3 separate regions of the Mus musculus genome follow, and all the other regions are linked to region 3. A link is a loop called in an ENCODE intact Hi-C map of the cell type or tissue named here. Cell type or tissue: left cerebral cortex. All regions are shown on one strand. Region 1 has its middle 42 kb from the start of Gm36766. Region 2 holds the start of Gbe1 (glucan (1,4-alpha-), branching enzyme 1). Region 3 overlaps Gbe1 (glucan (1,4-alpha-), branching enzyme 1).

What was found. Hi-C counts contacts between places; a loop is a spot of excess contacts. Peaks named below come from ENCODE experiments on the same cell type or tissue, not always from the same donor. Only the 100,000 strongest peaks of a DNase experiment are listed, where the experiment ranks them.
Region 1: it touches region 3 in a loop (2.1-fold over the local background); 2 of 42 quality-filtered maps call a loop at or near these places.
Region 2: a loop joins it to region 3, with 4 times the contacts of the local background. A loop is called at or near these places in 10 of 42 quality-filtered maps.

What each region holds. Positions count from the first base shown.
Region 1 is chr16:70,178,904-70,186,903 of GRCm38, reverse strand. No RefSeq gene overlaps it. Among named protein-coding and RNA genes, the nearest start is that of Gm36766, 42 kb to the left of the region's middle. In left cerebral cortex, no CTCF peak of the experiment used is centred here; a DNase peak (open chromatin) is centred at 4,872.
Region 2 is chr16:70,309,318-70,317,317 of GRCm38, reverse strand. Gbe1 (glucan (1,4-alpha-), branching enzyme 1) reads right to left here and starts at 3,369. Exons shown (of 16, transcript NM_028803.4): 1 at 3,023-3,369. The coding sequence starts at 3,165. In left cerebral cortex, a CTCF peak has its summit at 3,388; DNase peaks (open chromatin) are centred at 2,904 and 3,238; H3K4me3 peaks cover 1,616 bases; H3K27ac peaks cover 1,203 bases.
Region 3 is chr16:70,564,584-70,572,583 of GRCm38, reverse strand. It overlaps Gbe1 (glucan (1,4-alpha-), branching enzyme 1), which reads right to left. Exons shown (of 16, transcript NM_028803.4): 16 at 2,864-3,595. The coding sequence ends at 3,539. Among named protein-coding and RNA genes, the nearest start is that of D16Ertd519e, 48 kb to the left of the region's middle. In left cerebral cortex, a CTCF peak has its summit at 3,778 (motif pointing right); a DNase peak (open chromatin) is centred at 3,758; H3K4me3 peaks cover 393 bases.

The DNA of each region.
Region 1 (8,000 bases), 390 kb after region 3:
ACACAACTATTCATTTCCAACTGATGGTTGGAAAGATGGTCAGCGTCAGAAAGAGAAGAGGGAGGGACGCAGGGAATTTATAGTAGAATTAAATAGTAGTAATTGTAAGGAGATCAAAGATTAATTACTTGATTTCATCAGATGGGAAACCAACAGGAAGACACAGGCTTACTGATGCGCTGATCAACGTCACACCATGTGACTAGTAAGTAGCAAGCACAGGAAATCGTGAGCAACAGCAGCTATGTGTTGTTTCAACCTATGTTCTTAGCATGCTTTGCTAATTTGTGTCTACAGTCACAGAAGATAAAGCTCCAATAACTGCAGGATTTTCTCCAATTCATTAAGTATTGCACTGATGAATTACAAATATGCTCTTTCTTTTATGTTGATCCAAATGATATGGCTATGATAACCTATTAGTATCTAGAAATGTTGTGAATTAAATTTTGTGCCTTAAAAAGGCATCCTTTCTGCTTGGAGATGATATTTAAAAATGTATGTAGGAGTTCCATTCAGCACAGACTGCAACATACACTTAAATCACCCCTTAAAGTAGAAATCTGTGTAATTCTTTTGGGTGTCATGAATTGCTAATGCCAATGCTAAGGGTATGTTCTTTAGTTTGAACTTTGGAAAGCAGGACAGTTTATAAGTTAAGTACTATTCAAGATATCACTCGGATCAGTGCAAATGCTGATGTGTAGTACTTATTTCTTAGCCTTATAGTAACCTCAATATGACATCTTTATAAGGCATTCTGTGCGTGCTTCAGGGTTCTCTAATTTAGTTGTTTTGAATAGTTTATCATTGAATGCCAGACTCTTCAGATAATAGATCTGGAAACAAATGTGTATGGTGACATTGGTAATAAACAAGCTCCACAGACAGAAAAATTTGTGCAAATTCCTCTTGCAAAATGGTGTGGCATTTGCAGATAGACTCTGCATATATCTTTGCGTGTTCTTTACATAATCTTTGGAATACATGTAAGATCTAATATAATGTCAGTGCTGAATAAATAGTCTATAAACAGTATTGATCGAGGTCTGATGGAAAGGAAAGGAGGCTGTATATGTTCAGTATGGATCAGAGCCCTTAGTACATAGGACAAGAAGGATTCTCAAGGTGGTCAATGCTCAAGCTTCAGAGAGCCTCAGGATGCGTGCGATGCTGTGATGCAGAGAGGCCTGCCCACGTGAGCTTCTCTCCTGTGGACTCAGCTTTCTGTTCAGCAGGCAGAAAATTAATTGTTTCTTTTTTTTTAAAAAAAGAAATTCTCCTATTTCCCCAAATGTTTGTTTCATGATTGGTTAAATGAATAGAAAACACGTGGATATGAGTGTTATACTGTATATAAATTAGCTTATATTTACATTTTTGCTTTTTATCCTGGCATCTATGTGATCGATATTTATTCCTCTTTTGCTTCATTATATAATATACTTTTAGGTAGAGAAACTTTAAAACAAGGGTTTCCACTTTAGATGATATCAGTAGTAAACTTCCTTGCATCTTCAAATAGTCTTACTCGTTTCTCATGACTAAGACTGATATTTTTATTTGCTGGTTTAAGAATGGTAGCCATCACATTGTATAAACGGCTAAACTATGGAAGTGGGAGTCTCTGCGTGGCAGGTTGTGATTTTCTCGTTGATCATTAACAGCCCTGTACCTTTCAGAGCTGCTTTTATCCTAATGTGTCCGTTCCTGCCAAGAATACCAGTCCCAGTACAGTCCCTGTGAGTCCCACTGCATTTCCCATGAGCATAATTGTCTGATCAGCTTAACAAGTGCAATCAACTACTTTCAATATGATTGTGATATCGTGTTGATCACAAAAATTCAAAGATAAATTATGTTGATATTTTCAAAGACTTGTCTGTTACAGTACATTTTTAGCACAACAATTGTGCAAGGAAATTTGTGGAAAATAAATAAAGGATCATATAAAGAGGAATATAGCATACTGGATGTGGGGTTGGGAGTTATTTGGATGTGTTGGCTTTGAGCACTGTTGCTCTGCTCATATTGCATCTGTTTAATCTCAGCATCTAAACATAGCCACCGAGTAATTAAGTGGGCGAGGCAAATTACTTGTATATTTTATTAGATATTTATTGTGTAATTTTTAATCTATAAATGTAATAACCATAGTGCACATGTACTTCAAAGATTTATTTTAAAAATTAAGTGCATTGATATACACAACACTGCCTGACATATAAATATGCTATGCAAGTATTTGTTACTATTATTAGTAGCCTTATCAAAGGATAATGTATATATAATTCTAAGAAAAACACATTCTTCATATTATTGGAACTAGTCAAAATATTAATAATCACCCCATCATTTCAAGATAGCTATGCTATATTTTGAGAAAGTAAAAACCAAATTAAATCAGAACAAACAAAATGCTGTACAAAATGGATAAGGACTGATATAGTCCAACTCTTCAACAACTTAAAGAGAGAAACATGTTGTTATGTGTTTAGTGGACAGGTTTACTCGTGTTTTATTGTAACTTAAAGCAAGGCCATGTTACTATATATAATGCAGACTGGCCTCAAACTCATAACCCTCCTGCCTCAGCTTTTTAAATGCTAGGATTTCAGGCCTGTGCCACTCTGTCCAGCCAGGATAGGAATTGAAAAGAGGATGGCTTGGCCTATGAACATTTGTTACACAGCCGAGTGAGATACACAAACGGGGGGGGGGGGGAGAGAGAGAGAGAGAGAGAGAGAGAGAGAGAGAGAGAGAGAGAGAGAGAAACACCAGATGGGGTAGTGCTTCAACGCTATGGCTACACAGGAAAACCAGATTTCAATATTAAACCTTGGTCAGTTGCTACATGTTGGTGAAATAGCCACATTTATTCTCTGAACACCTTGCAGTGAAGGCGATTGTATAGAATAGGATGTGGTAGTGCCAAACCCCAGACTTTGTTTTTTTTACTAAGGTAGCAAGCAACACAAGTCCCTGGTCCTAATTAAGATTCTGTGTATTGGTGTCTGCATCACTAACTTGAAAGCTATATCCGTGGTGACTTGTCTACTCATCTTACAAAGTTAAATGGATTCTGGTGAAGGACAGTGGATCTTTGGAATCTTAATGATTATGTCTGTTCAATTCTAATTTTGCAAGCATTTTTTACAGGAAGTAAAAACCAGTGCAGTGACCGGTAAGAGGCATGCATGGATTAATAACTGGGCTAGCTTCTATTTCTATTATCGGAACATCTCTCAAAGGTGTGGAGATTTCATGGGGCAGGGGCAACAGTCAATGTTCTTATAATGTATGATAAATTACTTGGTTTAGTTAAACAAAACAAAAACAAACAAACTAACAAACAAAAACAAAACCAAATCAAACGGAAAACTTGTCTTAAAACTAGAAAGTTCAAAATGAAAGATTTGGCAGATAGGATGTTTGGTGAGTTCACATTTTCTCATTTAAACACGTGACTTCCTGTGCCTTTGGTCCAAAATCACTAATCCCATTCAGGGTAGCGGCTGTCACACCTCATGTCATCATAAATAGTCCCTGTCCTCATGCCGACCTCCGCAGTTAGGCTTGTCACGCTCTCTCTTACACAGCATGCCCGGTGAGCATCTACATGCTCTTATTTTGGCACTCGTTCCAGGTTTTCTGTCATGAGCTAGAGGCTTTTCTGCCTTTTCCCCAAAAGTTCTTCCAATATCTTGCATTTAAAATAAAAAAAAAAAAATATTATCTGATTCTTCCAAACAAAATCAATATGCAATCAACATGCGGTGACTCACAGTGCATGACAGATCATAGGAAAGCTAGGCACGAGGACTTGATTGTTGGTCAAATCCTCCACGCCCTGGCAACAAGGGGCTGAGTAGCTCAGGGCAGTCATTACAGAATGCAAACCCTTGACTTGGACCTCAAACAGTGGGTGCTCAAACCTTTTATGCTCAGAGCACAGCAAGGGAGGACACTTGAACAGAAAACGGATGGGGAAACACGGGAATGAGAACATGGGGTGCAATCAAAACTGGTTCAGTGATGGAGAGTAAACACTAGGAAATAGTGCAAAAGAACATGAAGCTGCAACGGCTTGAGTTAAGGAATAAGGAATAGGATATAAGGAATAGGAATAGGATATAAGGAATAGGAATAGGCTTGAGTTAAGGAATAGGAATAGGAATAAGGAATAGGAATAGGCTTGAGTTAAGGAATAAGGAATAAGGAATAGGATAAGGAATCCGAATGTAATCTTGGTAGTCTGGTTTGTGTTTGAAACAAAGGAAATGTTTCCCCAGATCGAGTCATCTGCAAGAAGATGCAGGGGATGACTGGAAGTTGTCTCGTTTCTTCCTTTGCATCCTTGCCAATCTAATGCCTCGGGAATTGATAGGTTGAATGCTGTTAACCCCAAGGAAAGAGTTGCGTCAAGCATATTATTTTTTTTAATAAACATTTTCATTCATGTTTGTTTACGGTCTATGTGTGTATTTGTGAACGCACACACGCCCGCACACGTGCGCGTGTATGTGTACGTGCATGTGCATGCGTGTGCCCGTGTGTATGTGTACATGCATGTGTATGCGTGTGACGGTGTGTGTGTTTAAGAATAATTACATGCCGCTGTGAGTGTGTGGTGCGCAGAGAACAATTTCAGTTTTCGGTCCTCGCTTTCCACTTTGTTGGAGGTAGGGTCACTTGTTGGTCACCTCTCTGTGCCACACTAAGTGGCCCGTCAGATTCCGGAGATTTCTCTAGCTCCTTTTCTTCTCACCACAGGTATGCCAGGATGGCAATTCGTGTTGCCGCTGACTCTGGGGACTCTCAATCTGGTTCTCACGCCTGCACAGAAAACATTTTATCCACGGAGCCATCTCTGCAGCCCACTTTGCTCGTTTTCCAACCCTGACTTTAAAAATACCAAATAGTAGAAGAAAAGTACACTGTTTTTAAAAAAAACCTGCCTATATAAAAACGGACAGTGTTCCACCATTGAGCTCTTTTTTAGCCCATCCATCAGGAATAGTTCTATCAACTCTTTGAACCCCTTTGAAAACCTGCTGTCATTCCTACTTTCTGGATGAGTGGCCCTGTGGCAAATAAAAGCCACAAACTGCAGGTCTGTGTCTGTTTCTCCCTCGCGGTATCTGGCCTGTTGCAGACCAGGCTGGAGTGGAGGGAGAGAAGTTTAGCTTAGTCAGGTATGTGGGTGCAGGCAGGATCTTGGTCTGTGGTGAGTGCGTGGGCAAAGAATACACCTGCAAACAGCTTTGGAGAGTTGCTTCGGTTTATTGGGAGGAGGGGGACAAAGGCTCTTTAAACCTGGGGGTGGGGGTGGTGGAGTAGGGGCTACTGGGATGAGTGTAGACAGGGCCAGAGTGCTAGAGTTCTTTCACTTGCATGAGGAAGAATTCCAGCTGCTCCTGGACATGACCTTATAAAAGGAGAGGAAGTTTTAACCGGCTCCCAGCTACTTGACCTCCTCTGAGGAGGCAAAGGTGGGGAGCATGGGCCTATGTAGTCAGGAAGTGTAAGACCAGACCAGAAAACAGAGGCGATGGTAGCCAGGAAGTGCAAGATCCAGGCAGGCTAGGGAAAATGGGAAGTGGGGGGCTGTAGGGTGTGGAGGAGGAATTCCACTCTTGATGATCTCAGGAGGATATATTTCCAGGGTTTGATCATACCCTGACACTACTATTGCTCTAAACCTGCCTCTCCTGGTCCTATGGGTCCCTGGCCCCACAATTAACTTTGACAAAGGTCACATAAGCAGTACAGCAGTCACCAGCTCAGCTGGTGTGGGTCCCGGGTCTCTACTCTAGGTGGACTATTGTGGAATGATGGTTTTTCACTCAGGAGAAGCTAACAAGTTTTGGTCCTAATGGCTGGAAATAGATTACAGTTGCTGTCTACTTTATATATTTTAATTGGTGAAGATAATTAGCCTTTGTCTGAATGAGTAATCTTTGCCCTATTAGCATGTTTTGTTAACTACAAGTATAATAAATCATAGCAGTGAGTGTGAAGTTGCTATTTCTGTGTCCTAAAAAATCAAATCATAGCATTTAATTATTTTTAAGTTCATGACAGTATTTTGAAAGTGTAATTAGTTACTGTTTTTTTTTTTACTCTTATTTTAATGCTATACATTTAGTCAATTACTTAAGTGTTGTCTTTGTTGGGTTATATTAAAGGCTTAGCTTCAAGTGCAGCTTCATGATCCAGTTTGTTAGTTTTCTGTTCTCTATACATTCATGCTGATGAGATGTCATTATGTATTTTCCTTCCTATGTCCAAATTCTTAAGCCTCATATATACAAATCCTATTTTCAGTTCTATCATTTAAGGTATGTAGAGCTAGATCCAATCACCCTAGAGATTAATGTTAGATAATTTCACTCTGTTTTGAAAACCATAAACTGTGCCTAAATTCCATTGGTCCTATGCCAGAGACACAAATGACCAAGTAGTAAGTAGAAGAATTGTACAGTTTACAGATCAATTGACAATCTAATTTTGTATAAACCAAACCTTGTTCCTGGATTGTGAGCTTAGTGCATAAAATAATAGCTGACATTGGCTTGCTTCCGTATGTTGTCAGACACAAGGTTCTGCTACTGTAGAAACTTGGACAGTTTCATTTGTTGCTAATCATAATGGCCAGCAACTGAGTCTAGCTCTTTAAATAATCTGTTTTCTTTCTGAATGAAAACACACACGGAAGGATAATTTTTAATTCTTTTCTGAAGGTAACAAAACTTCAACTTCTTGTGGATCATCATTAGAGAGCTGGACGTTCACGCTGTCCCTGTTCCTATACATGTTAGTGCATTCACCACATGAGATATATTCTCTCATGAGATATATTAATAACTATTATAAGTAAAAACTAAAAAAATTACTTGAATTTTGCTATGAGAAAATTCTTGCCATACTGATGATTTTTGGTAACAGCCAACAAAACTCTTGTGATAATTAATTACAGTGTTTCAGGCAGTGTTTCTATCTGAGCATATTAGGTATGCTAAATTAAAAAAATACAATGTGATTTTGCCATCTATCATTTATTTCTGTTTTAAATCTTTACTTGTGATTTTACATTGGAAAGGAATTGCTATATATTGCAAAAACTAGAGGTCAACTTTAAAGTTCAAGAGTCTTTTCAGGATGGAGAAATGAATATAAACTTTAAGGGAAATGTCAATTTTATTCTGTGCAATCACACTAAAAATGAAATAAAAATAGCACATTTTGAAAATTGAAAAGGAAAATAGAAAATTATATTCATTTCTTTAGTATATTGACTTTTCTAACTCTGAAAAGTTTATTACATGTTAAATATTTTTCTTTTCTTTTCTCATGAAAGCAATATCATTGCATTCAAACATGCGATGGTCAATTTAGTTTTTAGAACCAGATGTTTCATTTCCAGGTCTTCTCTTTATACACAGGCAAGAAGCCATCTTCAGTGGAACAAAATGGCATTTGTTGTTGTAAAGACAAGTTGGTCTGAGAGAGCACAAAATATGCTTTAGACAGACGAGCCTTATGTAAAAACCTTTAAATGGATGAAAAGAGACTCAATTAGGCACCGAGTTAATGGGAAAAAAAAACACCCTGATTTCATGGGCATTTTGTTGTTTTGTGGCATAATTATTTAAAACACAACATATGTATTTTGGCTTTTGGAAGAGCAGAGAATTGAGCGTTTCTTGGCAGAACTGAACAGAGAGCAACGAACTTGGCAAAGGGCTGTATGAGGACAGCTCGCACCTAGAGGTCTTCCAGCTTATGTTCACTGTCTTTCCTCGGCATGATTTTGTAGTTTTGTTTTTTGTTTTTTTAAGAACTTTTCAGCACCTTCTTAAATGAAGCCTTCCATTAGGCAGAGGCTATGGTGTTTCCTCTGTTTGAATAGTTGCAGATTTACGGTGTGTACAGAAAGCGGCGGAGAAAGCAGATGAGGATGACGGGAGAGCAGAAGAGAATTAGAGGCTGTGTGGCAC
Region 2 (8,000 bases), 260 kb after region 3:
GTTAAGTCCCAAGAAAGATGCCTCCTTAACCAAGGCTCCAAGCTGTCTGTCTACCACTATAAGGGCTTTAACTCATTCGTGACGGAGGAACCCCCCCCCCCCCCCGTCAAGATACAATTCTAGATTTGGAATTCTCACAGAAGACAAAAGGAACCCTCACAACAAAATTCCAAATGGAGCAATTTTGAGGAGGAAAGAAATCGAGAGCCCATCAATGAGAAGAAAATGCCTCCCTCTCACCACTCTTACACATTGATAACTGCGCCTCAAATTTTCTGCAGTATTTAATAAGCACGCCTTGCAACTAAATGGGTTGTCTAGTCATGTTAGGCCCAAGGACACTCGGCACAAGTAGGTTACTTAAAAACAAGTCAAAAATAAGATATACTATTATCGTGGCTTCAACAGCATACTCAAGATAGATGGTTTATTAAAAATAAAAACGTAGCTCCTCAGAGTTTGAGAGTCTGAGGAGTCTAACAAGATGCCCATGGGTGAAGCTGTGAAGTGAAATGGCAAGCACCCTGTTACTGCCCTCATGAGAGAATGGAAGCGAAATGTCCTCCCAAAGCAAAAGGGAAAGGGGGCAAAGTAGCCTAAACTGGGAATTTTTTAATTTTTACTTAGTTTTTAATTGTTTAAAAGTTTCTTATTTGTATACAGTGTGTGGCTAGAGCATTTGTCCTCCATGGCCTTCTCCGTCCCCCTCCCATCCCCCATGACCTCTTTCCCTTCCTATTTCCATCTCAGTCCCCTCTTACTGGGGTGAGTGAATATATGCCTATCCTGTCCGAGTGGTCACAGATGCTGTGTGTACATGATAGCCATAGAAAAGTCATTTCCAAAGACAGACTTTTACAGTATGGCTCCCCATCTTCTCACTCTGACAAGCCCTATCCCCCTCCTCTGTCATGGATGTCGCAAGTCCCTTTTTTGATTAGACCATTGTCCACTGCCCAAAGATGAACCCTCATGAGGAACCCTTATGGCCTAGTCATGTCCTAAAGGCTCTTTCTACAGCACACTTGTCGCACCTGAAATTTGCAAAGGACACATTCCAGCCACAGCAATCAATGACCATGACGACACTATGAAAAAGTTTTTATTCTCTACCAGTTAACAATACAAGTCACCACTGCCAGATGCCAAATTACTGTTTGACATGCCTAAATGGAACATGTGTGCTGGAAAATAGCAATTATCCAGGACCAAGGGCAGAAGTAGAATCCAGGTCACAGAGAAGCACATAAGGACCCGCTGGGCCAGACTTTTCACCAAGAACACTGGATTCCCTCCCTTCTTTATTCTGCCCTTTGTCCCTCTCATTAATTTTGACAAACCATGAAAGATGACTATAATTGCTTCAATCCCAGTGGAGTTGAATATGAAGTACACACATACACACAAAAGAAGAGAATAAATGGTGTTTGTCTGCCTGTGGCCAGTGGAAACTGGAAACAGGACACAGGCAAAATATTTCCACAACTCTTGCTTTTGAAATTTCTTACAGGTTAGTTTATAAATCACACAAATAGAGCCATAATAAAAATAAACACCTCAAAAAAAAAAAAAAAAAAACTCGACATTAATCACCTTCTGTTGTAATTTGTGTGCTCATTATAACAAAATGATTTTTATATTCAAAAAAAATGTGGTGAAAATATGTAAATAAACATGTAAGTATATTTCATACAAAAAGAGAAAAAATAGATAAAATATTTGCTTTTGTTCTAAAAATCACTTATTCCAAAATCTGCTCAAGTCTTTTAGCTTTCAGGAGTACGTGCTAATTATCTCAGGGGACTCAGGCTTGCATCTTCTGAGTGAAAAGTTGCCAGACTCCTCCCCAGTACTTAATTTAAAGTCACGACTAAGTACTGTAAGTGAGGATCAGCCCAGCTGGCTGCTGTAAGGAGGGTTCCTGTATTAGGATATGTAAACTCTGGAATGAGCAGTTTATAATGCCTACTGTTTTAGAATCTGAGAATATTGGTTTTCTAGAAAGTGACTTAAGTGAATACATTTAATAACATGACAAAGCTAGGTCGTTGAGCTTTAAGGGTCTTTGTGTTTTCAAGTCACATCAACCCATGTTCATAATCACCAATGCCACCAACTAGTTCTATGTTTTCTATGATTAAAAAAGAGTCTATCGACTGGTGCCAAGGTAGTTTTGATTTTTGTAGTATCTAGGCTTTAAAGAAGAAACTAGTATGACAAATATGACAAATTGACTGGTGCCAAGGTAGTTTTGATTTTTGTAGTATCTAGGCTTTAAAGAAGAAACTAGTATGACAAATATGACTGCAGCAAAATACTTGCAATCGACTCATAACTACTCTAATTTATATACTAGCTACTTTAATTTTCAATCTTAACCTGAGCAGATTGCAATTATAAATTTCTGATAAGTGGGAAGCCTGGTGGGAGAGGAGTTATACTTTTTGAATTGGGCTCTGCAAGTTAAGCCATCCATGCCCTGTTAACTCTCCTGGAAGCTAAGGTCAAACACCCGCAAAGGTCGCTCTTCGATGTTGGTTTAAGGGAGAAGAGATCTGACCAACGATTAAAGTGAAACGCAGATTAATGAACTCACAAGAGCAAACAGGAGGGTGCAAGATGTTGAAAGACTGCCTGAAAGACTGCACAAACGCTGCTCGGAAGTAGACTACAAAGTTGGAAAAGCAAAATCACACACGCCCTGGGTCACGACCACTGCAACTCCCAGGACCAGAGGGGGGTGGCCTGTGAGTCCCGGAAGCCGCTGCGTGGCTGCAGCGCTGCCTGTCCCAGCACGTAGGGGAGGACGCGCGGCCAGGGACTGCGAGCAAGTGAGCGAGCACGGGGCGGACGTGCAGCAGAAAAGTTCAGGAACTCCCCCGGGAAGCCGGAGCCACGCCCACCGCATGATTGGCGTGCGAGGGGGCGGGGCCGCGCGGAGAGGGGGGAGTCGGGCGGCGCGCGCGCGCACGCGGGAAGGCCGGCCGCAGGCGGAGGGCGGTGGAGGGGTTCCCCCGGGTACCTGCGCTGGAAGTCCGCGGCGAAGGGCTTCAGGTACGGGTCAATCTCCAGGAGTCGGGCCAGCTCCGGCACGTCGGCCAAGGCGGCCTCCAGACGAGCATCGGGGCCCGTTTCCCCTGCCGCAGGAGCCGCCGGCGCCGCCATCTTCGCCGCAGCAGCCCGAGTAGCCGAGGCCCGAGAGGGTCGAGTGGGCCGAGTGGAGTGCGAGCGGCAGGGCGGAGCCGGGCGAGCCTAGGCGAGCCGCCGGGGACTTGCCCTTTATAGCGGCGGAGCGGGCCAGGGTGAGCCCGGGACACACGTCCTCAGCGCGGGCCCCCGCCCACTCACGGGGCCGGCCCCTGGAGCCCTGAACTGTGCTGGCTGGCCACCGGGAGGCGGGTCTCACCAGTCCCTGTCCCTTCCCCTTCCTGCCCGGTGGTCACCTCTCCTCAAACACCTGCTCTCATTTCTGAGTTTTGTTTTTCCTAGGGCGATGGTTTTCAAAAAGTGGGAAATTCACCTGGACCACGGTTAAAAGTCGACAACGCGAAACTATTTAGAATCTTAATGTCATTTAACAACCCTACGGCCCTAACCTTAATGTGTCTCAAGAGTTTAACCAAGAGAGTCTTTAAAGATTTTTGCATAGATAAGCATGGATAGCCAGCCAGGTCCCTGAAGTCACAGTAAGAACAAGAACTTTCCTGGTTCCCTGTACTGAAATCAGGCATTTGTGTTTCACCAACCAAACTGTCTTTGATGAGACATGACTGGGAGAACATCATTAAAGTGGACTGCACTCTCCTGCTTAATCACAGTGATGAAGCAAAAACTTTTCTGGCCAAGCTCCCAAGTATAACTACCCTGTGTCCTTTCTGTCCAGTGGTTCCTTTGCAAGAATACAGAATGGGGGCTTGATGCCATGATGGCTCACTAGGTAAAAAGTGCTTGCCACAAGGCATATAACTGGAATTATATTCCCAGAACCCACGGTCTGGAAAGAGGAAACCAACTTTCAAATATTTTCCACCCTGCCACATATATACTGATACACAGACATACAAAAAAATTTTTTTTTAAGAATACAGATTTTGACACAAGGAGAAATGGACGCTGCTACTCAGGAGGCTGCAAGTTACTTTGCACCTCAAAACTGGACAGGCTTGAGTATAATTTTCTCAGTTGAAATCTGGAAATGTAAAATCCTATCGCTTCTCGGCCTTTTGGCTAAGATCAAGTGTAGTAAAATCTTAGCGTCTAGGAAGAAGGAACAGTATTGACCAGCCTTGGGATATAAACATTTAAAACAGGGTTTGTGATGAACTTAAGAAAGAAAAATATTCACTTCGATGTGAATAGCTAAAGGTCTTAGATAAAGGTATATATATATCTACAAATGGGGGGGGGCTTGAACCCAGAAATAAAGTACCTAGTAGACACCCAATTCTGTAACTTCATTTTTTACTTTCATAACTCTAAATTTTCATCACTTCACACTGAAATTTCCACTTGGCTGACTAAGAAACCTGAACCAACTATCTTCTTCATAGCATAAGCGTTCACCTGTTAAGGTAAAACCAAAGCACTGATTAGGAAGGGAAAAGGGAAGGGGTGAGAAAATAAAAATAAAGTTTTCCTGAATAAACACTACCTAAAATCAGCTTTTATCACTTTTATACAGACTGATAATCACCCATAAATTACCATTTTTACCCACTCCCTGTACCAGTATTTCCCAATGTGACCTTGATATGAGTCACCTAGTGAAAATGTGCATTCTGAGTTTGGGGTCCATGTACCAGAATATATTTTTAACTACGTTCAAGAGATACTGATGCTGCCAGTTTTACATAATTAGAATAGCTAAACTCTATAGTACACATCAAATAATCTCAGTAAAAATTTAAATGGCATGACGTTTCACTTAAGTGTGAAATATAAACGTGGCTTTCCTTAAAACACTTAAACAACCTGTAGTCACTACCTTCACTATCCAGTTCCCTTGTACTGTAGTGGCATGGCCCTTTCAGGATCTGACAGAATTCTGTGAGCACTGCAATTGCTACTCTTTTTGGGAATTCTCTTCCTTAGCTTCTCTGTGGCTACTTTCTTTCCAGCCATCATTGAGATCTCTGGTCTTAAAAGCCCCATTCTCTTCTATGCTACAGTAAACACAATGTAAGCTCTTTGTTAATCTTTAAAAGGCAAGCTTTATAAGAGCAGGAACCCAGTTTACCTCAACTTTCATACACCAGCCTCTTGCCCACATAGCACAGCTAAATGGGATTTTAAGTTCCACTGTCGTAATTATCACATAAGTCCATTTCGGGTGGAGCTGGAACACTGGAATTATTATTATTGATCAAATGCGCCTCTTTTATTTCTGGTGCCCAAGCAATCCCATTTGCTGCTGGCATTTAGGTTGTACCGCAATAAGACACAGCCATGGAGGAATAGCCGTCTAGGCAAAGTGTTTCTGAAATGGGGAATTGAGGTATTCAGGACAGAGAGGAATACAGGGAAGGAGGGAGAGGAAACTAGCCTCAGTGGTGTCCAGAGAAGCAGAGTACCAGGAACGGAGCAAGTGCCGAGGACCTGTTTGCTCTCGCAGATCTACAGTTAGAGGGATTTGAGGAGAAAACTGAGGGTCTGAAATACCCTCCCCAAGGATGCATCCAATCCTGCAGTGACTTGATGAGCCAGGGTGGAGGGTGATACCCAGGATACAGGCTCCCCTTTCTCCGAGGAGGAAGGGAGGAGGGTCTGTGTGAGAGGGTACTGGGAGAAATGGAGGTTGGTATTGAGATGTAAAGCAAACAAATACAAAACATTTGAACTATTTAAAATGAAAAAAAAAAAAAAAAAACCTCTCTCATCCAAATGGTTCGGAAGAACAGAAAGTAGAGAATTAGGAGACAGCAGTGATACCAAAGAGAGAAGGTGATGAACTAAGATTGAGAGGATGATGGAGTGAAGATGTGGAATTCATGATAAATGCCCAAGGAATGCAGAAGTGATTTAGATTTTTTTTTAAAGCTTTGCAGAGGTGCTGCAGTAGAGCACCACAAACTTGATGATGTAGATGAACAGAAATCGTTTCAGTTACTGCCCATCCTAACCCTTGTCACCTCCCCAGCCACTGGCTTTGCCCTTGTTTATATTACCAGATCCGTTCCTTCTTAGGAAGTAAGTCTCAAGTTCAGTAGGAAAACAGGTGCTTGCACCCATCAGTCCTGCCCTTATGACACCAGTGTGCTGGTAGCATGGCATGCAAGGTCTAGCCTAAAAATATTAAAGACAGTTGTTTTTTTTTTGTTTTTTGTTTTTTCCAGTAACTATCTCCTGCCTTCTGGCACTACAAATGACTGGGGGTGGGAGGGACTATAGCCTAGCCTCAGGCTGATTTCTCCAAGTCATACAACAACTATGTGGTGTCTTCAGCAATAAGAACTTCCTGTCTAGTTTCAACATGCAGCGTACAACATTGCAAGGACCCTTTCGGTTTGCCAATCCTAAGATGTCTCTAGCCAACAGGGATAGCCAATCTCTGGCGCTCTGATTTTATTTGATACTTTTCTAGTTGGGAGGCTTTTTCTGCCTGCACAGGTTGCCCTTATTTGCGCTCTATACCTTTTGTTATCCTCCCAGATGCTTCTCCAAAGCTGCATGGAACCCAAAGGCTAGCATTGTACAAGGAAATGTTTTCACAAAGGGTGAACTTTATCTCTGAAGTTCCATCCTTTTCTAGAGACTGCACATTGGCCTTAGGATTTAACAACTAAGGAAATACTAAAATAATGCATGAGACATGCCCAATACAGCATGACAAGACCTCAACATTCTTATCAATCACTTTCTGAAAAAGGACAATATATAAATACATAAGGCTATGTTGGAGACAGCAGCATGGATAGTTCTACCTTATTATAATCAACAATATTATATAATATTATAATCAACAATCATGCTCCACGAGCTGCCGTGCTTTCTCATCCTAGGGCACTGCCTTAATGACCCTGTTTATACTTCTCCACCCCTGGAAAGTCAGATAGGGCAGGTTTGCATTCTGGGGACCTGCCTGGAGGGAAAGGGCGAAGCAGGGCTGTGTTCTTACCTGCTAGACCTGTAGTTCAAGCCAGATTCCTAGATTGAGCAGTCTCTGGGCCCAAACCGTGGCCTTTACCTCTCCATCAGCCACATTTGGCTGCTGAAAAAGGTTCAGGTGTGGGTGAGAGGTCTTTACTCCCAATAAACTTTCTTGCAGAGTAAAACTGTGTATAGCACATGCTTGAGAAATGATTGTACACCATATGACAAGATGTACTTTCTCCTGCACAGTTTTCTCATTGTTTAGACCCCTACTAGTTTTCCCCCTTAGGTACTGCAGCTAGAAAAAAACGTCTTGTTTGCCATTGGGTGACCTAAGTAGACCCTTTTTTGTCTCCTTTCCCCTTCTTTTCTTTCTTTTTGATTCGTTAGCAGTTTAAAAACCTGATTTACTTGATAGTCTAAATCATTCTTATCTATCCCAACCTCTCTTGCCCCTTAAAGATAGTTTCCATCATGGGAGTTCAGCAAAGCCACTAAATCCTCATCTCAGTCCTAAAATCCCTCCTCAGATAACTCCTCGACTGTACTGTAAGCAAAGTCCTATCAGGCCTTTTGAAGGAAGCAGCAAACCTCTCCTCTCACTGTCCATTTCCCCGAATAATCCTTGCCCATCCCCAGTAATCTCCCATTTCTTGGCATTCCTGGGAAACTCCGCTGTCTGCAGTAGCTCCTGTCTGTAATAGCTTCCACGACGCAGTCCATCAGAGAATGGCTGACTTCCTACTGCCTCAGTTTATACAGTCTTCATATCAAGGAGTGCTGGCGGCATTGCTCCAATTTCTCTTCTTCCAGGGCACCTACACCAATCACATACTCCTGTGTCCCACTGTGACACAGTGAGTCACATTGCAAGAAATAAGCTTTGTTTAAAATTCAGAATGGGGAGCTGG
Region 3 (8,000 bases):
TCCTGTGAGGGTTCAATGCCCCAGGGTAGGAGATTACCAGGGCAGGAAGGTGGGGGTGGGTGGGTGAGCATCCTCTTAGAGGCAAGGAAGGGGGGATAGCATAGAGAGTTTCTGGAGGGGAGGGGAAACCTGGAAAGGGGATAACACTTGAAATGTAAATAAAGAAAATATCCAATAAAAGGAAAAAAAAAGAGAGAAAAATTATCAATGGATAAAAAAAGCAAACCAAACGAAAACAAATAACACGCCCTGCAAACCCAAGGTCTGCAGATAGGACTCAGTTGCAGGAGGGTTTACTTGGTTTCAGTCCCTGGAATTTATGGGTGTGGTGGCTTATGCTTTAGGAAGGCAGAGACACATAAGTCTCTGGGGGTTTACTGGTCAACCTGTCTAGCCTACTTAGTGGTGTGCTAAGCTGTGACAGATCCTGTAAAGGGTGTCTTCTGATGAAATATATCCCAGGATGTATTCTAGCCTTTGCATCCATACACATGGATGTGCATCCACACTGGGATGTGTGCGCATGCACATGCAGAGGCACACACATACCATTCCTGATGCAAAGAGCCATCTCTCCTTATAGACAACCAAGACAACTGTAATGATTTTGATAGCCCTCCAGGGGATGTCATCATTGCACATCATACTATCATCCCTGGTGAATTCAGAACACAAACCAGGGTGACACAGACACTAATGCAATTGTATAATGGAAAATCACCAGACAGCCTCAGTCAAGATTCCCTGTGTGCACCAATATTAACTGGCCAGGTTGAGTCTTAGGAAACCAAGCTATTATACTATTTCAAATGAAGACAAGTAACATGTTTGAGACCTAGATCTCCAAAGCTTTACTCAAAGTTGGCTATTCAAGAATAATGGCTAATATACAGGTTTAGATGCAACAGCAAGTCTATGACCTATTCATTACTAAGTTTAAAAAATTCTTAAATATGATAAGGCTGGTTTTTGTGAATTTCATCTATGCACAGTAAATTTTGATCCCATTTAATCCCCCTCTCCCCATTTCCAAGCAAATTTTTTACTAATTATGAATAATCAGGTTAAAACGAAATAGAAACAAAGAATGGATATTAATAAAAATGAAAAAGACAACACATTTCTCAGAAATGCATCATTATTTGTGGTGCATAAAATACACACCAATTATTTGAGATTCAAAAAAGCAAGTTTTAGAGTTTGGACTGCGATAGTCAATGCAGTTGCTAAAGGATCTGACTTAGAATAACTTGGGTATCCAAATTCATTAATATGGTTGGCTCTTCATAGTTAATAGATTGTATATGTGTGTGTGACAGTATGTCTGTTATCATGCACATAAAACTCATAAGAATATTGTACCTTATATCTCGCTATACTAAGTTTCTGGGCTAATATCCACTTATCAGTGAGTACATTTCATTTGAGTTCTTTTGTGATTGGGTTACCTCACTCAGGATGATGCCCTCCAGGTCCAACCATTTGCCTAGGAATTTCATAAATTCATTCTTTTTAATAGCTGAGTAGTACTCCATTGTGTAAATGTACCATATCTTTTGTATCCATTCCTCTGTTGAGGGGCATCTGGGTTCAGAAGAACGAAGACCAAAGTGTGGACACTTTGTTCCTTCTTAGAATTGGAAACAAACACCCATGAAAGGAGTTACAGAGACAAAGTTTGGAGCTGAGACAAAAGGATGGACCATCTAGAGACTGCCATATCCAGGGATCCATCCCATAATTAGCCTCCAAACGATGACACCATTGCATACACTAGCAAGATTTTGCTGAAAGGACCCTGATATAGCTGTCTCTTGTGAGACTAGGCCGGGGCCTAGCTCACAGTCAACTATTGGATGGATCACAGGGCCCCCAATGGAGGAGCTAGAGAAAGTATCCAAGGAGCTAAAGAGATCTGCAACCCTATAGGTGGAACAACATTATGAACTAACCAGTACCCCAGAGCTCTTGACTCTAGCTGCATATGTATCAAAAGATGGCCTAGTCGGCCATCACTGGAAAGAGAGGCCCATTGGTCAGGCAAACTTTATATGCCCCAGTACAGGGGAACGCCAGGGCCAAAAAATGGAAATGGGTGGGTAGGGGAGTGGGGGGGAGGGAGGGTGTGGGGGACTTTTGGGATAGCATTGGAAATGTAATTGAGGAAAATACCTAATTAAAAAAAAAGTCAGAAGAAGATGCTAGGAGCCTTACTCTATCACCGTCCACCTTGTCTTTTAAGACCGGGCATCACATTTATGAAGCCAACTTTTTGCCAAGGGTGACTAGCCACCAAGCTCCTGGGATTTGCCTGTCATCTTTGCCTAATGCCTGGGCTATCCATGTACACAGTAAGTCCGAGTTTTAATGGACGTGCTAGGGATTTGAACTTGCATCATCTCTTGGTAAAGGTTTTATTTTTAATTATGCATATGTGCCTGCATGTAGATCTATACATATGAGTTTGATTAATCTTGGAAGGCAGAAAGTTACGTTGGAGACGATGTAGCTGGAGTTCTAGGCAGCTGTGAGCTACCCAGTGTGGTGCAGGGAACTAAACTCAGGTCACCTACAGATGCAGTCCATCATTAAATAACCGAATAACCACCAAATAACTTCCCCAACCTCTGAGCACAGCTCTTCTGGCTTTCACAAGTGCTCTAGGCCACTGAGCCACATCCCAGGAGCCTGGTTTCTCTGATTTTAGGTTACACAATGCTTCGACTGGTTAGAAAAGGTAATTAGCGGCCTGCTCCATTATACATATGCGACTCTACATGGAGAACACATCAGAGTTGAGATAAAGCTCACTAATATTTCTTGGAAATCATTCCTTATAATAGCATAATAAAAAGCACATTAGTCAATGCAATTTGGCATTTTTCTTTTTATTGATGAAAGTGAAAGACATTATCAGAAATGCTACAATGACCACTTCAAGTCTTCAGAAGAGTGAAATATCAGCGTCTACTGAAACAGTATACGGACAGGAGAGTACAAGATAGAACTTAATGCAAAGTGAGGCACAGATACGAATTTTTATATCATCTTTTATAAGATTCTCATTTTATATTAGTGCTATGTGTTTAATACAGTATTTCTAAACACAATTAAAAAACACAGCAAAGAAACAAACTCAGTACCTCATCATTAAGACAAGTAGATATAGAACAAATAAGGCCACCAAATATCTATCTCAAAAAATATTTTTACTACAGCCAAAATAATCATGCCTGATGAATAATTCAAATTTAAAATGAAAGAATCGAATGCTTTGCCAGAAAAGTAATATTTAAAAATTATCATGTGCTACACTTCATTTGCAAATCCTAATTTCTTGGATGGCTTTGAAATAGACGTTGCTAATATTTTAAGCACATCCTTCATAAGCAACTTATATGTTTGCGTATTCCAACGCTGAGTTCCAGCCTGATGTTTTGGCTAGACAGCAGTGTTTTGCAAAGCTTACACGCTATCAACACTGTGAGGGGGATCAGCGGCAACACGTCGGCGTGAGATGGGCTGAGTGTAGGTCTCTTCAGTTTTGCAGATCCACATTCTGAAGGATGAGAGCCACTCGGCTTGGAATGTACACCTGTCAACACAATCGCAACGGTGTAATTAAAAGAAATGTTGAACAAGCTGTCGTAAAATCAAAGTGACATATATACCACGCAGTCTCTCACAGGACTGTAATCAGTGATTCACGGAATTCTACCAGCCATCGGAAGGCTCAAATTCATTCAGCAGTTTTGGCAGCAAGGGCTATTACAACAGTAACCACTAGAGGGCTCCAAACTATTTACAAAAGATTCAATTCCTTACAGGAATGAAGTCAAGGGCTCTCAAACTTAAATCTCACTATTAGTTGGTGTACAAGGGCTGCGTGCAGTTCACACCGTTGTTGTAATTGGAAGAATAAATACAATAGTCAGGCACTCAATAATGTTAACCCAATTAAAGAAAAAACAAAATAAGAAACAAACAAAATAAAGGACCCTTTCTCTGAGATAGGTCATACGCTTTCCACACTCTTATCTTACTGCGATCTGCCCTTATGGTTTCTATCACACTCCCACTACAGCTATAGGAGTCTAAACGCCTCTGAATCTTGTCCGGAAGGTATCTTATGCTCTAAACTTTTCCCTGGTTCCCTGGTTTCTATAGCTTTCAGGCCTTAGCAATCCGTAGCTCGATGGCCAGGTTACCCTAGGACACCACCACATATTGAATGTTCTCCACTCCATTTAAATCACACAGCCGTTTGGCTCCTTCGGGTCCTTTCACGTAATTTGTGTATTTCGTTTCCCTCTCTTCCTTCCTTCCTTCCTTCCTTCCTTCCTTCCTTCCTTCCTTCCTTTCTCTTTCTTTCTCTTTCTTTCTTTCTTTCTTTCTTTCTTTCTTTCTTTCTTTCTTTCTTTCTTTCTTTCTTTCTTTCTTTCTTTCTTTCTTTCTCTTTCCAGATATCTATCCTCTTACCACTTTAAGGAAGTGGGGGTAAAATATCACTTGGTCTTTCATAGCTATCAGGTGCCATTAGGAAAGTTGGGTCCAAATAATGGCTGCATTAAAAAAAAAAAAATTGTAACTACTTGAGGAACACACTTCCAAAAATTCCTCTAAAATTACTACTCATAACATAGTTTTTATAAAATTTATAACTAATGAACTGTGTGACCTGATTTATTTTCTACATAACACACTTAAGAAGTAGCAATGTAAATAATAAAATAATAATTGTAGATCACTGATGTCATTATGAGACCTCTCTCCATTTCTTTGTTAATATTTTACTATATTCAGTTATTTCACCTCTACACAAACACTTGACACTTTAAAAATGTCTCTTATAGTTTACAACCAAATTAAAAACGACAAGAAACATGGCTTTATGAAGAAAAACAAAAAATAATCTCATTTGCCGTTTAACTTTGCAAATGACCTCACTATTTCTTGTCTAAGATATCTACAGTAAAGAATCCCAATTATGCTTGCAAAAGTCAGGCAGACCAATGGAACTGGCTAGTTTTAAACATTAAAAGATAGCTCATGTTAAAAGATGTAGTTTAAATAAAATTCTGCTATGAATGCAATGTCTAGAGGCAATTTTCTCATCCTTCCTTAAATGTAACAGTCATTTGGAAAATAATTTTCATCTGTTAAAAATTTAACAAATGCCAATAGCCACTACTTAGTCCAGTGTCACGATCTGGTTTGCCATCAAGTATTTTGAGAAAGGTAAACATCACATCCTTAGTCATTACAGGTGGGGACATCAAGCATTTCAATGCCCCAATCTTTTTACCTATAATTTACACATTGAACTAATGACTGCTAACTTTTAAACCGCATTAGAATTTAACTGCTCCTGAAATTCACTTCATCCAAGGTATTCTTCTTAGCTAAGACCCAGATTAAAGTAAGATGTAGAAAATCCTTCCAACAAAGGGAAGCTGTACGTATGTGAGGTAGAAGTCTTCCGCCGATAAAGAAAAGCTCCAATCCCAGGGATTGTAAATGTCTATAGTGAAGTCACAGACAAAAGAAAACCCATCAAAGCAAAGGAGAAGAAACAACGGCACTGACCTTCAGGTAAGTTCATTTCCTACTCTAGGCTTCCATGGAACAAATTTAAAGCACTCTGTCCCTCTAAAGGGTAAACATCTAATATGGATCACGGTAACATGGTAACATGGATTGTAGTCCATGGGTTAGGATCGTAGATATGAGTTTGACTTGTAGGTAAGACACAAGGCTCTGCCACACAAACAATCTTACGTCAAAGAACAATCAAGTTTTCGACCTAGCACCAGAAAGCAGACAGTTTACATTCCTCTCCAGGAGACAGGAGCTAGGAGCTGGGGAGAGAGATAGAGAGGTGGCAGTGGGGGAAGAAGAAGGAGAAGCCAACATGGAGCAGACGGACAGGAAGAAGATCCTGATGCCGCTTGGGTTTAAACAGCTGCTACAAGTAACTAAGATTTTCACCAGGTTAGAATAATTGGGGTAAAACTTTTATCATTATCAACTGGCTCTGAAATTACTGTATTGACATCTTGTAAATTGTGATCTTATTGTTATATAAATCTGATTGGATAATTTAAAAAAAATATCCTGAGAAGATTTGTCCCATAATAGGGGTCACAGGGACCTGCCAATTCAGTTTGGAGGAGTTGCAATGAGACACATGAATCAGGCTGGTGACAAATAATGATCAGTTATTCTCAGTGTAGAGCACAGTGAAACATCAGAAGAGTTCCACTCAACCTGTTAGCTGGATTCTAGGCAACTGTGGTAGCTACTGCTTGATTCATAGTGACGTATTACTAGCATATAAATAGTGACGTATTACTAGCATATAAATAGTGACGTATTACTAGCATATAAATAGTAAGCATCATTTGTAAGGGGGCTTCTTTTCTTTGTATCCTTTAATATTTTAGCTAGTTCAAATTTAAGATTTGGAAACAAGAGAATATAAGAATTTCAAGATTGCAATATAGGCATTGACTTTTCCGCTTTGGCATTGAAATGATTTAAAATGTTTTGAGAATTCTCTCTAACTGATGCTGAACATTGTGTTTAAGGAATGTTATGACCTCAATTCCAGTCACACTTAGATACAACAATACTACCTGTTCCAAACCCTTCAGCTGGTAATCATAGTATCCTTAACAGGAATATTATATAATTAACTTCTTACCGCACTGTTAATTACCACAGTGTGTTTATATTTCTCTGGGGCCACTGTGTTATAAACAGCATAAAAATTCTATAAGCAAGTGATTTTTTCCCTACTCTGGCTATTTATGAATTTTCTTGACTTTTATTTTGTTATTGGATTTCGTTGAATGTAAAACAAGTTTCTCAGTCATTTGGAAACGACTGCCGATTAGACTAAACGCTGAAGATAATCAGTGTTGATTCTTACGATGAGATCATTAGAAACATGGTTTGGGCATTTTGCTAAAACTCAGGGTATCAGTACTGTCTCTGTAACTCTCCTCTCACTAGTGAAATTCCAAAATGTCTTTGATTTGTATGGCAAGAGGAGAGACACAGACAGAAGTAACGCATAAATGTTTAGGTATGTTTAAATATAACTTACATCTTGGTATATATATATACAGAAAAGATTTAGCATATACATTATAGACCATATGTGCTACAAAACATATCCGATTAGGCTTTCAGCCTTCTACACGTTCAAGTGAAGAACAAAAGAGACGCTGTGACACACGTCTATGAATGTCACAGTCATTGTGACCTGGTCCAAAGGAAGTGGCATTCAAATCATTTACTAAGAGTCAAATACATGCCACTCTACCCACTTTTATGGCTAGCTCAGAAAGGTTTAATTACTGCAGTAACCCCTAGTGTGTCTCAAAACCACATTGTGAGCCTTTAGGTCAGCGTGCCTGTGTTAGTTTCTTCAGGATCATCAATGAGTTCCAAAATTGGTTACATCATTTTGGAAAACAAGGTGTCTAAACGTTGCAATGACAACACTTTAAAATAAATAAAAAAAAAAAAGACATAATGCTACCCAGAGAATTTTGAAAATATATCAGAAACTGTTAAACTTAGTGACAGCCCTTTCAGATATAATATTGGTGGGATGAAAATATTCTTTAATGAAATATAGGTTAGGACTCTTAGTTGATATATTTCTTTTAAAAAGTGACTGTTAAGGTAATTTTAATTTTTGGATATATTTGTTAGTTAACAAGTACTTTTTATGAAAAAGGTATAAGTCGCTCTTGTTTTGTATTAAGAGCTTGGAGAAAAGTAGCATATATATGTGCATATATAAATATATATGTGTGTATATATGTGCATATATACATATATATTTAGATTCTACATATTATATAATTGTATACAAAATTCTATATAGGACACACTAATTTAGAAATATTAAGGAAACTAAACTCTAAGAATTAAGTGCTTTTGTTTTCTAAAATAAGCGACCATTTCCATAGATCGTGTCAAAGACATGC